Regions from separate parts of the Homo sapiens genome. Here regions 1 and 3 are each linked to region 2. Evidence: chromatin contacts called from ENCODE Hi-C or POLR2A ChIA-PET data. All regions are on one chromosome and are shown on one strand. The core of a region is the stretch at or near the end of the contact, and the rest is flanking DNA. Distances in the headings are between cores, read along the strand shown.

Evidence for each region. Hi-C counts contacts between places; a loop is a spot of excess contacts on that map. ChIA-PET counts read pairs that join two places held with the same protein, here RNA polymerase II (POLR2A). Pooled maps may share reads with other maps.
Region 1: a loop to region 2 is called in a pooled map, with 3 times the contacts of the local background. The contact joins the promoter of TBC1D10A here to the enhancer-like site in region 2. A Hi-C loop is called at or near these places in 2 of 50 pooled maps. POLR2A ChIA-PET finds 5 or more read pairs at or near these places in 4 of 52 experiments (AG04449, Caco-2, PC-3 and 1 more).
Region 3: a pooled map shows a loop between it and region 2 (2.4-fold over the local background). The contact joins two enhancer-like sites. A Hi-C loop is called at or near these places in 2 of 50 pooled maps. POLR2A ChIA-PET finds 5 or more read pairs at or near these places in 3 of 52 experiments (Caco-2, activated naive CD8-positive, alpha-beta T cell and naive thymus-derived CD8-positive, alpha-beta T cell).

The regions. Positions count from the first base shown.
Region 1 is chr22:30,324,829-30,329,675 of GRCh38, reverse strand. TBC1D10A (TBC1 domain family member 10A) reads left to right here and starts at 2,735. Exons shown (of 9, transcript NM_031937.3): 1 at 2,735-3,003. The coding sequence starts at 2,795. RefSeq lists silencers at 2,483-2,812, 3,113-3,162 and an enhancer at 3,379-4,328.
Region 2 is chr22:30,219,550-30,224,548 of GRCh38, reverse strand. No RefSeq gene overlaps it. Among named protein-coding and RNA genes, the nearest start is that of LIF-AS1, 17 kb to the left of the region's middle. RefSeq lists enhancers at 666-1,165, 1,166-1,667, 2,648-3,278. Within about 2 kb of position 3,173, at least 6 of the 41 ENCODE cell types and tissues checked have a DNase peak (open chromatin) inside an H3K27ac peak, as active enhancers do.
Region 3 is chr22:30,302,747-30,307,602 of GRCh38, reverse strand. TBC1D10A (TBC1 domain family member 10A) reads left to right here. Exons shown (of 9, transcript NM_031937.3): 2 at 2,973-3,072. Among named protein-coding and RNA genes, the nearest start is that of CASTOR1, 16 kb to the right of the region's middle. RefSeq lists an enhancer at 2,428-2,927 and a silencer at 4,771-4,820. Within about 2 kb of position 1,947, at least 36 of the 41 ENCODE cell types and tissues checked have a DNase peak (open chromatin) inside an H3K27ac peak, as active enhancers do.

The DNA of each region.
Region 1 (4,847 bases), core at 1,486-3,985, 110 kb before region 2:
CCTGGCCATTATTTATTTATTTATTTATTTATTTATTTTGAGATGGAGTCTTGTCTGTCACCCAGGCTGGAGTGGTGTGATCTCTGCTCACTGCAACCTCTGCCTCCCAGGTTCCAGCGATTCTCCTGCCTCAGCCTCCTGAGTAGCTGTGATTACAGGCGCCTGCCACCACGCCCAGCTAATTTTTGAATTTTTAATAGAGACGGGGTTTCACCACGTTGGCCAGGCTGGTCTCGAACTCCTGATCTCAAGTGATCCACCCACCTCAGCCTCTCAAAGTGCTGGGATTACAGGCATGAGCCACCGCGCCCAGCTCCTGGCCATTATTTACTGGGCTTCTCCATGTGCCAGGTGTTTAGCGCATACTGTCACACTAAAGTCTCAGCACAATTCTTCCAAGGAAGAATTTTTTCAGAATTTCCAATTTATAGATGAGGAAATGGGCTCAGAGAGAAGTAATTTGCTCAAGGTCACAGAGCATAAATTCAAATCCTGGTGGTTTGATTAAAGAAAATTAGAAGCTGAAGCATCACTGGAGTAACATCTATACAGTCTCCTAAAGATGAACACTCAGGGTCTCTAATCTACCCCCTCCCCAAATATCCCTGGGGTGAACGTCTCTATATTTGTGCCCTCACAGAGCTGAGTAAGAACATGTTTGGGATATAACCCTAGGGATAGAATCATGAAGTCAAAGGGTCGTGGATACTTTTCTTTGCTGTACTTGAGGCTTCACATCTGCCCCAGGTATGTCTGGCTCCTCCCCCTCCCTTTCCTGGGATAGGCCCATACCACCATGAAAGACCCATACCGCCCCTCCTGGGAGCTGGGACCAGGAGCCCACCACTGTCTGGAGTCACTGAAGAGAAGGAACATCCTCCTAGACTGAGGGTTTAAGACCAAAATAGCCTGTGCCCACTCCCATGTCTGTTCTTGCCTTGTTTATGGAAAGCCAGAAGCTCATGGAATGTGAGGATTGTACAATGACGCCATCAAGAATGTCCAGGCCACATGGCATCAAGGTGAAATCACTCAAGGCTCAAGACCCCCTCTTGGGGCTTGCCTTGGGGCCCTGAATAGTCTGTCCCAGGCCCTGCAGCCAGGTCTGAGTCTTCCAGTCCCTTCCCCTCTCTAGGCCTGTCTCTCCCACAGGTCTGCAGGGAGTGTCAGATGACAATATACTGTGACTTGTAAACCATAAAGTACTAGACATAAGCGAGGAGCTATCATTATATTATAGATCCAAGAGTTGACAATCTCTAGGGTCAGAAATCAGCTGCTTGGGGCTAAGCCCATATAGATAAAATCGGCCCATCCCTCCAAATATAGGCAGTTGGTAAGAGCTAAGTTCGAATCCTGGCTATATTCACAGCTAATTCTGGGACCTTAGGCAACTGACTTTACCTCAGTCTCCTTAACTGTAAAATGGGACTAATAATGGTGTATACCTCATTGCTAAGAGATTACAAGACATGTTGCAACCAATTTGGAAAACAGTTTGCCAGTTCCTCGAAAGGTTAAACAGTTGCCATATGACCCAGCAATTCCACTCTTCCTTATCTATCCAAGAGAAATGTAAACATAAGGCCCCCACACAAAAGCTTGTACCTGAATGGTCAGAGCAGCATTATTCATAATGGCTAAAAACTAGAAACACGCGAATGACCATCACTGATGAATGGAAAAACAAAATCTGGTATAGTCCCAGCTCCCAGGAGGGGCAGTATAGGTCTTTCATGGCGGTGTGGGCCTATCCCAGGAAAGGGAGGGGTGGAGTCAGACATACCTGGGGCAGATGTGAATCCAGAAGCACTGATACATGCTACAATGTGGATGAAACTTGAAAATGTTCAAGAGAAAGAATCCAGACATAAAAGGCCATATATTGTATAATTCCATTTATATGAAATATCCAGAAAAGGGACATCTATAGAAACAGGAAGCAGATTAGTGGTTGCCAGGGACTGGGGGAGCCAGGATGCGGAGTGACTGCTAATTGGTAGGAGTTTCTTTTTGGGGTGATGAAAATGTTCTAAAATTAGAATGTTGTGATGGCTGCACAACTCTGTAAATATGCTAAAAATCATTGTACACTTTAAACGTGAATTTATGGTATGTTTATGTTCCATAAAACTGCTGGGGAAAAGACTACAGGAGAAAGTAGGTAGAGCTTCGGGCGTGCGTGGCTCAGTAAACGCTGGTGATTATTAATAATTAGGTCTCACGAGGTAATTTAAAGCCCCAGAAGCAGTGAGTGCAATGGGACTGCCAGACTTCTGGCTCAGGCTGGGCCTTTAAGCCGCTCTGCGTCCCTGAACTCACTTGGGCCTCCTCAGAGTTCCTCATAAATGAATGGGGCAAACAATCCCTACCACGTCCTTGGGGTCTCGCAGGGAGCGGGGCTCAGGAGGCAGATGAGGAATCCATGGAGGAAGCCCTGGGCCTCCGGCTCGCGCTCTGCAGTAGGTGACAGGCCCCGCTTGGAGCCAACCCGGAAAGGCCCGAGCTCGTCCAGGTGAGTTCTTGTGATTGGCAGCCCGGAGGAGGGCGGGGAGGGCTGCGGTGACGGCTGCCCCGCCCCCTCACTTCGGGCTTGTTGGCGCCCGCCGGGGGAGGGTGGGCGGGGCCCGGGGTCCGCGGCGCCCATTGGGCGTGGGGGGAGAGCTCCGGGGTGGGCCTGGAGCCCCGCCCCCCGGCCTTGCGGCGGCCAATAGGCGCCGCGCGTGGGCGGGGCGTCGGCGGCAGCAGGGCGGCTGAGGTGGCCGCTGGAGCTCAGGCGGCGGGCGCGGCTGGGATGGCGAAGAGCAACGGAGAGAATGGGCCGCGCGCGCCCGCGGCCGGGGAAAGCCTGTCGGGAACCCGGGAGAGCCTGGCCCAGGGCCCCGACGCCGCAACCACCGACGAACTCAGCTCTCTCGGGTCTGACTCGGAGGCCAACGGCTTCGCCGAGCGCCGCATCGACAAGTTCGGCTTCATCGTGGGCTCGCAGGGCGCCGAGGGCGCGTGAGTAGCGCCGGGGGTCGGGACTGAGCGCGCCACCCACGCGAGGGGCCTCGACACGGACGGAGGCGCCCTCGGGACTTGCCGACACGTCCCCCTCCCAGGCAGGGACCACTAATCCCCGTTCCCTCCCCTGCCCCACCCCCACCACCCCTGCCTTCCTAGACCCGCCCCCTTCGCAGTCCTACTTCCGACCCAGGGGGCGGACGGGCCCACACCTCCACCCGCCACCTCCACCCTCCGGACAGACTGACCCGCTCCCAGGAAGGACCGACTGTGCCCTCCTTCCAGCCGTGGAACAGAATGACAGACTGCCCCAAACCCACCCCTGCCGCCAAGACCTTAGGGATGATTGTTTCTGCCACCCCGACAGGCTCCCAGATGGCTGGCGCCCCCCTCCATAGACACTCATTCTCCATCTTTCCCCCTCCCACAAACCCACAGACGCCCTTGTCTCCCCGCCTCACTGCCCCCACACCAGGAGACCTCAGACCGACTTCAGGACTGACTGCCCCGCCCCCACCCCTTCCCAGGACAGACTGACCCTTTCCTCGAGGCATACAGACCTCTGGATGGACAGACATTGGTCACCTCCCTCCCCTCAGCTCCATCCTGGGACAGACAGTCCCTTCTCCTCATGGAAGGGTCGGAGAAGGGCCCCCTATCCGCTCATACACAGCTTCCTCCACTGGCACTGGCAACAGGTGGGCAGGTACTCCCCCTTCCCAGCACGTACAGGGCGACAGGGAGCCCCACCACTAGGACAGACCATCAGCTCCAGCAGCCACAGGAGCCAGTAGATGGGCTCTGTGTATGTCCTGTGTATGTATGCGCCTCCTCCCAAGGGCAGATCTTGGGCGTGGGACGGGGGCAGGCAGGGAGACAGCAGGGTCCCTGCTCATATTAGCACCCCCCGATGTCCTATCCCGAGAGCACCCAGACACCCAGCTAGCAGACAGAGAAATGTGGGGCAGTGGAACAGCACCTTGCCTCCAAGCTGGGCCCCATGTTGCCCCACAGAATCCCCCGAGCCCAGGCCTCAGAGATCATGTGTACAGGCTGGCGGTCCCCTTAGGAAAGATGGACTCCATACCCCACTCCCATCCCAGCTGTCCTGTCACGTGAGACCAGTGTTGTGCACAGAACTGACAAGACTCCCTCCTGATGTGTGCTTTCCATCCCAATCACCAGTAGGAGCTCCTGGGGCCCTGCCATGACCCTACTCCAGAGAATATCCTTTCTCCCTTTCTCTGACCAATTGAGATTGTCCAAGGTCACCCCAGACTCTCTCATGACTTATGGAAGCGCTTTAACTGTCTAAGAACCCCTGTCACTTCCGGGATTTTCCCCAGCCCTAAAGCCTCTTATTCACCAGGCCTCCTTCTTCCTTGGAGAAATCCAGGCCCCTCCCCTAAGGGGAGTTCCCTCTCACCCACTGGATCTGTCTCCTCCAGTATCTCCCTACTGGCTCACAGCAGGCTAGGTTTAGTCCAGGACTCAGAGAGAGCACCCCTCATTCTGAACCCTCACCCTGACTGATGCTTTGTCACAGTTCCCCAGGGATTCACTTGTGAGAACTTAGTGGGGACCTGGAGTGTTTTGAATTGAGGAGCAGTCACCTGGGATTAGGACCCAGGGAGGTGTGTGGTCTTGAGATCTAGGAAAGGAGTTCCCAGTTGCATTTATGGGACCTTGGAAGGAAGAGCTCAGATTTGTGGGAGAATGCTAGGGCATGAGAGTTCCTACTACATGCTTATCAGGCAATCAACCAGATCTTGGGGTGCAGAGCAATGTGATATATTAGGAAAAGGCCAAACTTAGGAATTACACTTGCTAGCTTTGTGACC
Region 2 (4,999 bases), core at 1,924-4,423:
CGCAGGGTCTGACCGGGTGTGCTCATGTCCCTGGTCTGTAACCCTTTCTGGGGTAATGAGTTCCATAAGTTTATCTTTGCTGGGTACTGTAAATTCCTGTTTACCAAGGGACCCACAGAAATAAACAGAATACTCGGATGACCAGAATTTTCCATCTCAGCATGTTCGAGGATAGCCCGAGTCACAGCTCTCACCGGCAACCTTGCAGAGCCCTGAGGGCATCCTGTAAAGCTGGGATGCGCCTCACCATTAGGTGGGGTCAGTTACAGAATCGCAGATCACGGCAGCCAGGAGGACCTCAGAGAAACCTTGGGAGTTTCTAACCAGGCTCTGAGGATCTCTGTGGGGCTGGCAGGTGACTCAGAGCCACTTTGGGAAGGGTTTTTTTTTTATTGTTCTTTGGGACAGAGAATTGCTCTGTCACCCAGGCTGGAGTGCAGTGCCACAATCTCAGCAAACTCTGCCTCCTGGGCTCAGACAATCCTCCCACCTGAGCCTCCGGAGTAGCTGGGACTATAGACACACACACTGCACTCTGCTAATTTTTGTATTTACTTTTTGTATAGATGGAGTCTCACCATGCTACCCATGGCTGGTCTCGAACTCTTGGACTCAAGTGATCCACCTGCCTTGGCCTCCCAAAGTGCTGGGATTACAGGCATGAGCCACCACTCCTGGCCTTGGGATGGGGTTTTACATATGGGATATTACATGAGATTTTCCTTTAAGAAGTAGGGACTTCTTCTGCTAAAACCAAAATAAAAACACCCGGAAAGCTTGGAAACTGCCAACATAGTTCAAATCTTCATCGCTCTACGAAAGAAACCCCACAAAGACAGCCCCACAAAGGGCGGTGGGCTTCCTGCCAGCCCATGCTATGGCTCCCACTTAATCAGAATATTCAGTTAACAGGAACGCCCTCCGCCTGACCATTTCCCCGTGGGACTTCCCTTGTTTCCCCTAAAGCGTCCTCCTTCTGGCTTTGAAGACAGAGACCAGGTCGGGTATCTGGGGTTTCATGAACGAGGCTGTGGTCACCCTCATTATCCAGGTCATTTCCTCCTACAGGGGAGGCTCCTGCCCACACGTCCTGCCCCTCGTCCTTCCGGTGGACACTGTGGGCCTCTCTCTGGGTTAGAGACCTGTGCACGGAGGAGCCGGACAGCGGGCTGCTTCCCAGGGGTGCATTCAGGGGACTCGAGGGCTGCAGAGTCAGGCAGCCCCAGCTGACCAGGGCTGGTTCACGGATACCCCTGAGCCGATGTGTCTGCCTCAGTCCTCAGTCCCTTAGTACATGTGTGGTGAATCCCTACTATGTGGGGATCCAGAGTTGAACAAGAGCCAACTGGCCCTCCAAGAGCCCAGCGTCCAGTGGGAAGACGGACATGGAGACCCTAGACACGGTGCTATTTAGGGGAGCACAGAGGTGCTGGAATATAATAAAAGATGGGGTGTGAATGGGATGGGTGGGGGAAGGATGAAGGGAGGGCCTGCAGCGGGTGGGAGGGACGCCATCCGGGATGTAAGGAGTTGGAATAAACACAGCCGAGGAGTGGGAGAGGTTATGTAAGAAGAGGTACCAACCCAGGCAGTTACAACATTAAAGGGCATGATGTGTCCAAGACTCTTAGCAGCATGCAGTCCACACGGGCTCAAAAAATGACAGTGACTCTTGTGGTTCCTCGTGTAGAATGACAGAATCCTAGGATCTCAGGGGGTCTTAAAGGTCATCTAAGCCAGAACTTCTTAACTGGGGGCAATTCTGCCCCAGGGCACACTTGACAATGTCTGGAAACATTTTTGGCTGTCACAGTTGGGGATGCTGCTGGCAACTGGCTGTAGACAGCAGGGATGCGGCTGAATATCCTACAATGCCAAGGGCAGCCCCCACCTCCAAGAGTGTGGATCATGCTGAGGTTGAGAAGCCCGGTGCTAGGGTAACCTCCCTCATAGAATCTGCTCCCCTCTGCACTACCTCTTCTGCCACCTGGTTGTCAGGCCTGCACTTGAATGCCCCCAGTGATGGGGAGCTCACCACCCTGCAGGCAACATGTTCTATCTGTAACTGGCTCAGTGTATTCAGAATGCTCTTTTCCATAACGAACTGAATCCCTTCTCCATGTTCCTATAACCTCCTAGGGCATTTGTCCTTGTTCTACCCTTGGGACCACCCGGAACTAGCCTAATTCAGCTTCTACCTAAAAGGCTTTCAAATATTTGATGGTGTGTTTGTGAATCTTTCCTGCTCCAGCCTGAACACCCTCCATGTGACCCAGGAAGTTTGGCTTGGGGTGTCGGGGTGGTCTCTACCTGTGTGAAAAGCACAAGGACCCCAATTACCCCAGCTTGGCAGCCAACGGGGCCAGAGGAAAGCAAAGAGGTGGGTGGTGATGTCCAGGCCCCAGGAGCCCAACATCCCCATGGTTCTCCTGCCTGCTCCGTGATGCTGCTTCTCCAAGCCTCAGTTTTATCTCCTGTCAAATGGGTATAAGGACACCCACCTGGCCTTTTGCACTCGGCACTGTGAGGCTCAGAGGAGGTAAGTAATGAGAAGATGCTTCAGAAAGGTGAAAACACTGCACGAAGAGGTTGATATCCTCACCATCCAAGAAATGGATACCATCACCATACAAGAGGTTAATATCATCATGCCCACGATCCTCCCATCCCTTAGGTCTGCATGGCCAGGTGTTTTCATGCACATTGCTTTGTCTTCCTCCAGTGCACACTCTGTGCTCCCCGACGGCAGAGGGAGAGCAGCACTGGCGGTCCCCATTTTACAGACAAGCAAACTGAGGCTCAGAGACTGCAAATCACACATGGTGGGGCCAAAAGGCTGAACTCTCCAAAAAGCCAAAAGGAGACCCCATGACTCCAAATTCAGGACTCATTAGTGCCAGGGCCACGGTGACTTGGGGAGACCAAGAGAGTATCAGGGCCGAGGAGACAGGAAGCTGGTGGCACCACTGGGGACCGTCATCAGGGCCCGCTCCTCCTCCACACACTTCTTGTGCCCCCTCAAAGCTGCCTGCGGTTGGGTTCCACAAGCCTGACTGGTGGCATGGCCGTGGGCCGTGGCCGGTGTGGCCTGCGCCTGGGGCACCTGCTTCTCTCTCACACCTACCCTCCTCTCTCGCTTCCTCTCGCGGCTTGGGTTTCCTTCCTCCCTTCAAAGCTCACAAGTTCTCTTCTCTAGAGGCCACTTTCTTTTTTTTTCTTGGAATCTGCCCAGGGAGAGACACCTGTGTTTCTGTTTCGATTCCTCCCCAGGCACTTCTGTTTCCTGGGGAGGCCTGAGGGTAGCGGGGACGTGGCCCCTGGGCAGCAGGTCCGGCTCTGTGGCCACGAAGGCCATAGAAGCCTCGGTCCCTCTGTCTCCAGGCCCTGACACCCGACGACATCCCCTCCTCCTGATTCCCCGTCTGCCCTCCCTTTGCCCTCATCACTCCAACCTGAGCCCCAGAGACTCTCAGCCTCAGAGATGGAAGGGCTTTTGTTAGAACCCAGGCCCAGAGAGGGGCAAGGGCTTGCTTGAAGAAACACAGGGGGTAGAGGTAGATGTCGGGGGACTGTCCTTCCCAGGACACCAGGCAGGATTCTCCTCCCTGTCACACCCCAACCTCCACCCAGAACATTCCCTGAGTAGGCTTCCACCCTTTTCACCTGTGACATCTTCTTCTGCCTCTTGCTTTCTTGCCTGACTCATTTTTCAGGACTCAGCCCAATGGCACCTGCTCTAGGAAGCCTTCCTGGATTGCCTCTCCCTTCACCCAAGCTCCCTAGGCTGAGAGGTGTCCCCCTCTCTTCCCATAGCACTGTACTAACATGGCCTCTTGTGGAAAACTTATTTTCACTCCTGAGCTCAGACACCTGTCCTCAGCCAGCCCCGCTCACCAGGTCGTCTCCCTGTGCCCCGCCTGTGCCTGCTGTATTATGACAGGAATCGTTTACTTCTCTATCCTCCCCGACCTGTGAGTTTCTCAAAGCCTGCACCTTCACACTTTTCTTTTTTCAACAGCTTTATTGAGAGAGAATTCACACACTGTAAAATTCACCCATTTAAAGTGCAGAATTCAGTGGTTTTTAGTGTATTCACTGATATTTGCAACCACAGTCAATTTTAGAACATTCTTACCACTGCAAAAAGAGAGCTTGGGCCAGGTGCTCACGCCTGTACTCCCAACACTTTGGGAGGCTAAGGAAGAGGATGGCTTTAGCCCAGGAGTTCAAGACCAGCCTGGGCAACATAGCAAGACCCCCATCTCTACAAAAAGAAAAAAAAAAACAAACTAGCCTGGCATGGTGGTGTGTTCCTGTGACTCCAGCTACTCAGGAGGCTGAGGTGGGAGGATGTCTTAAGGCTAGGAGGTGGAGGCTGCAGTGAGCTATGATTGCACCACTGCACTCAGCCTGGGTGACAGAATAAGGCCCTGGAAGGAAGAAAAAAAGAGAGAGAGAGAGAGAGACAGACAGACAGACAGAGAGAGAGAGAGAAAGGAAGGAAGGAAGAAAGGAAGGAAGGAAGGGAGGGAGGAAGGAGAGAGAGAGAGAAAGAAGAAGAAAGAAAGAAAAAGAAAGAAAGAAAAAGAAAGAAAGGAGAGAGAGAGGGAAAGAGAGAAAGAAAGAGGAAGGAAGGAAAGAAAGAAAGAGAGAGGGTGGAAAGAAAGAGAGAGAGGGAAAGAAAGAGAGGAAGGAAGGATGGAAGGAAGAAAGAAAGAAGAAAGAGAGAGAGGGAAAGAGAGAAAGAAAGAAAAGGAGAGAGAAAGAAAGAAAAGGAGAGAGAAAGAAAGAAGAGAGAGAGGGAAAGAAAGAGAGAGAGGAAGGAAGGAAGAAAGAAGAAAGAAAGAAAAAGAAAGAAAGAAAGAAAGAACCTATACCCTTTGGCTATCACCCCCCATGCTCACCCCCAACCACGAGAAACCACTGATCTTTGTTTCTATGAATTTTCCTATCCTAGATATTTCATACACGGAATATCTATATGGAATTACCACATGTA
Region 3 (4,856 bases), core at 698-3,197, 84 kb before region 2:
GAGAAGAAAGGGCATTCAGTTAGGGATGAGTGGATGGTGAGGGATAAACATGTGTGTGCCTGGTATGGGAGAATTGTATGGCCTCAAAAGCGGTGTTGAGATTACGGTGGAAGTTACTAGGACAATTTTGGCATAAGGTGGGGAAGAAAGCTTTAGCAGTGGAAACTGTTTAACAATAGAGTGACTTCACCTGGAGGTAAGGAAGGCCCATCCCTGGAGGAGTTCCAGCAGTGGCTGAGCCAAAAGAAACTGGTCTCACTTGTCTCTTTTGGCTTCAGAGACTCCCTCAGTCTACCTTAAGGAAGGAGGGGTTTTCTGGAGGATGAGTGAGGCCGCCAGATTTGCGACATCCCCCATGGGCCATTTGTGGTCCCTTATACTGGGCCAGCTTCTCTCTCACTAGCAATTGGTTCCTGCCCTCTCCACTGTCAGGAGGAAGCCTCCTCAGGGCTTCTACACTGTCATACTATTTTCAGGGACCCCTCTGGCCCCAGCTTCATCCCACAGCTCCTCTGTGGGCCTCCTTAGAGGGTCAAATTCATAAGATAGACTGTACAAGCATATAGCGAAACTGAGGATCAGAGAAGAAAGGGGACTTGCCTAATGTAGAAAGGATTTCTATATCAGACAGCAGTTGGATCAGATGTTTTCTAAGATCCTGACTGAGTTAATTGAAGGATATGTGACTCTTCTGATTTAACAACAAAAAAAATAGATAGCCTGCAATGTTTCAGGAGTATATCCTGTGCCTAGAGACATCTACCTGCAGTTAGAGAGCATGTGGTACGCTGAGTGCTGGGTACAGCCAGACCTCCAGTGTCTTCCTTCTCACCATCTCCAGGTAGATTAAACTCCTCTGCTGTTAAAGGAAAAGCCATTCAGATGGCCATATTGCCTTAAAATTTTCCTAATTTAGGATTTAAAAAATCAAAACAGATCTTTCAATTGACATGCACAGTTAAAGTAGTAGTGGGTTTTTTGTTTGTTTCTGAGAAGATCTTGCCAAATCAATGGTGTAGCTTAAAATCAGTGGTGTCTTAGAATCCAGGAAATATGGTAGTTTGTTTTGTACTCTTCTGAAGTTCCGGTTTGAGGTTTGACATTGGGGGTTTGAAACTGCCAAAGCTGTTATCTGGCATCAGTTAAAAGAACTCTGAATTTAACATGTTCCTCTGTGTATCTGCAGTTGGGAGAATGGGCATCTTTGAGTCCCTGCAGTTAGATTTTATCAATAAAGCCAGACTGAGGGTTGAGGTATCAGATAGACATATTTAATCACCTGTGAGTTCTTTGGAAACTGGTAATCTCAAGTGAAAACCTTGCCCTCTGTAAGCCTCAGTTTCTTCATCTGTGCAGTGGGGATATTGGATTAGCCATTATCTACATCCATAACTGCCAGAACTTCCTGTTGACTCAGTTTGGGCACCCTTCTGACTGGTTAACTAGAAGGCTGTTCCTCTGACTTGTTGCATAAGCAGTGCATTATAGGTGGTGGAAGGTATCATGGCCTGGGAGGTGTGGGCCCTTAGTTTCTGCTCCTGGGATGTTTGGGGGTTGCCCGGAGATACATATCCCTTTGTAAATTACCTGACCTTTTGTAAAGGCGTGGTCCTTGCTTTGCTTTTATCAGGAAAGGCAAAGAAAGGAGTAACTCATGCCCTAGTTCTGCCTTTAGGTGGTGAGAGGGGCAGCAGTTCAAGGTGGGGTGCCTTGTATCAGTGCGTTGAGGGGGCCTCCTTTGCCTGGGCTGTAGTCCTTCCTCAGACGTTCAGTTCCAAGGCTACTCTCAGGCCTGGGCACTTCCCCAGATAAAATGCACTGAAGAAGACCTTCCCTTTTGTGTCTTAGAGGCCTCAGCTCTGCCAGGGCCCCTCCCTCTGCTCTTCCAACCAGTAAAAGTCACAGTAGCACATTTCCTTCCGGCAGAGAGAGGATCAGAGACTCAGGCCTGGGCCAAGCCCCAGCCCCACTGTGTCCTGTTCCTGAGAACCTCCTCTGAGCTGCCTCCGACTCTGTGCTCCTTTCTGAGAGGTCAGGCAGCACTGTGTGCTGGCTCTTGGCTGGGACCTGACTTGTATTTGAGTCTGGGTTTTTCCACTGATTGAACGCTAAGCAAGATACCTTTCCTGAGTATCTTACCTCTCTAAGCCTGTTTCCTTGTCTGTCATTAATACCTTATTCTGTTAAGAAAGCAGAAAAAAGCACCTTGGTGCTGAGGTGTTTTCCCCACATTCAGTGCCCACCAGAATATCAACTCCATGAGGGTCAAGACTTTGTTTTAATCATGGGACGGCATCCCCATAACCCATCCAGAGGCCCTCGCCCTAGAACACTGCAACACAGTTGTGCTAGCTGCCCAGTCAGTAGATCTACAGATAGAAGAAGTGGTATTTGATGGGGCTTTGAAGTGTGTGTAGGATTTTGATGGGTGGAGACGATTTGGGAAGCATTCCAGCAAAGTTACTGGCATGAATAAAGGCTGAGAGGGAAAGGGCCAGGGCATAATTGGGGAAACTCTGAGTAATGAGTTTGGCTCAAGTAAAGAGGTGAGCATATTATTTCTGTACTCGTTTGACTAGTTTTTGTGTTCAACTCTGCACCTTGTACACCGGCCCTCTGAAGAGGCTTATTGACTAAGGCAGACCCAGGACAGGAATGCTTTGCTTTGCTGCACAGATGCAGACACTCACTCAGCCTCTGCCTCAGAGAGGTACCATGGGTCCTGGCCACATTAGGGAAGTAGGCACTTGAACCACCTGCTGTCTCTCTAGCTTATGCCTTGAGGCGGTGGATGGGGAGGTGGCGTGTTCCCTCTCATCTGCAATAGGATGGTCCGAGGTAGCAGTCCTGAAGGGAACAGCAGGGATGGTAGGCAGGAAGAATGGAGGTCTGACCAGGCTGGCGGCTGGGAATGAAGCCAGGGCCTTTGCTTCCCTTGGCACCTCTCACAGGCCCTGCCCTCTGCTCCACAGGCTGGAGGAAGTACCCCTGGAGGTGCTGAGGCAGAGGGAGTCCAAGTGGCTGGACATGCTCAACAACTGGGACAAATGGATGGCCAAGAAGCACAAAAAGGTGAGGGGCCTGGCCTCAGGTATTGGGCTGGGAGTTGGCAGCTTGGGGAGGAGGAGGAAGAGGGAGGAACTTCATCAGCTTAGGAAAGCAGAGGCTTCTATAACTGCCAGATGCCTTAGGTGTCCTCCAACTGCCAGTGCAGGACAGAAGCTGGCTTGAAGGCAGGGGGAAGGTTGGGCCCTAACACAATGACTTCAGATTCATGCAGAACATTGTCCTGGAGCTAAACCTCAAAGCCACTCTTAGCCAACAGCCATAACACAGCTTTCTTCTAGCCTTCCCAGGGGAAGGACTTAAGTGCTGCTTACCAACTATCAAGGAGGACTTTACAATACTGCCAGTAACTAGCGTGTATGGAACATTTGCTTTGTGCTTGGCACTTGCCTGGGATAATTCCTTACAGCACCCTAGTGTGAGGTTAGTAATAGTAGTATCCCCACTTTACAGATGACCTGGTCAAGATTTGAACCCAAGCAGTGTACCTTTAGCACCTGCCCTCTTAGCCACCACAGTACGAGGCCTTCTTTACCCTCTAGATTAACTTGATGACTTCCCTCTTGACTCCTGGCCAAAGAAAGAAGAAAGTAACTTCACACTTTAATGATAGTCTTACGAAAATGAAATCACCCAGTAGTCCTTTTCAAGTGAGGCTGTCTTTAGACACTAGCTCTATTGCCCTGTGGGAACATTCTTGCCCACCACTCTTAAGTGTGTGTGTGTGTTGATATCCTTGGCTGCCCTCAGCATGGTGTTACCACCTGGCCTAGAGGAGGCCTGTTCCGAGCCTTACAGCTAGGGTCTCTCTGTACAAGTTCCTAATGCACAGAATGAACCCTATTGCCCACTCTCATCAGCTGACACTCTGGTCTGATCCAGGCTGGCACAGCTGGCTGCCGGGCCTCACAGAAAGCTCAGGACTGACAGTCAGGCATATAGACTTGGGCCCAGCCCCACTCCTTTCCTCTCTTCACACCTGTGGCTAACTGTGGAACTTCTGGGCAAGTCACTTCACCCTCTCAGCCTCAGCTTCTCTGGCCAAATGGGAGTGATAATCCTGTTGCTCCCCACGAAGTGGTGGTAAGTGCTTCGTAGACTGTATCGTAGATGGTGAAGCCCTGTGCTATGAGAGGAGAGGCTCACCCAGACCTGGGCTCTTGCTTGTTATTCTCTATAGCTATCTGTCTATCTATCTGTCTGTCTGTCTGTCTGTCTGTCTGTCTGTCTATCTATCTATCTATCTAACTATTTATTTGAGACAGGGTCTCACTCTGTCACCCAGGCTGTAGTGCAGCAGTATGATCTTGGCTCACTGCAGCCTCGAACTCCTGGAGTTAAGTGATTCTCCCACCTCAGCCTCCCAAGTAGCTGGGACCACAGGCACGTCACCACACGTGGCGAATTTTTGTATTTTTTGTAGAGATGGGGTTTCACCATGTTGCCCAGGCCGGTCTGGAACTCCTGAGCTCAAGCAATCCATGTGCGTTGGCCTCCCAAAGTGCTGGAATTACTGGCATGAGCCACTGCACCCAGCCTATCTCTTTTTTAAAAAACAATGTTAAGACAGTTATTCCTCACCTGCTTCCTGCCTGACTCTGGCTCTGTTTCCCTGCCTCATCATTCCTCTGGCTCTTACTGTGAGCTGTAGCTTGCTCTCCAGCAATCTGTTATGGTGACTGGTGGTTGGCAGGGACCTTCCGTGTTCTTGAAAATCGGGATTCCAGAGGGGAGCTTCGGGGAGCACCTCTCAGCAGAGTAGCAGCTGACACTTCCCCTTTTCTTTCCTG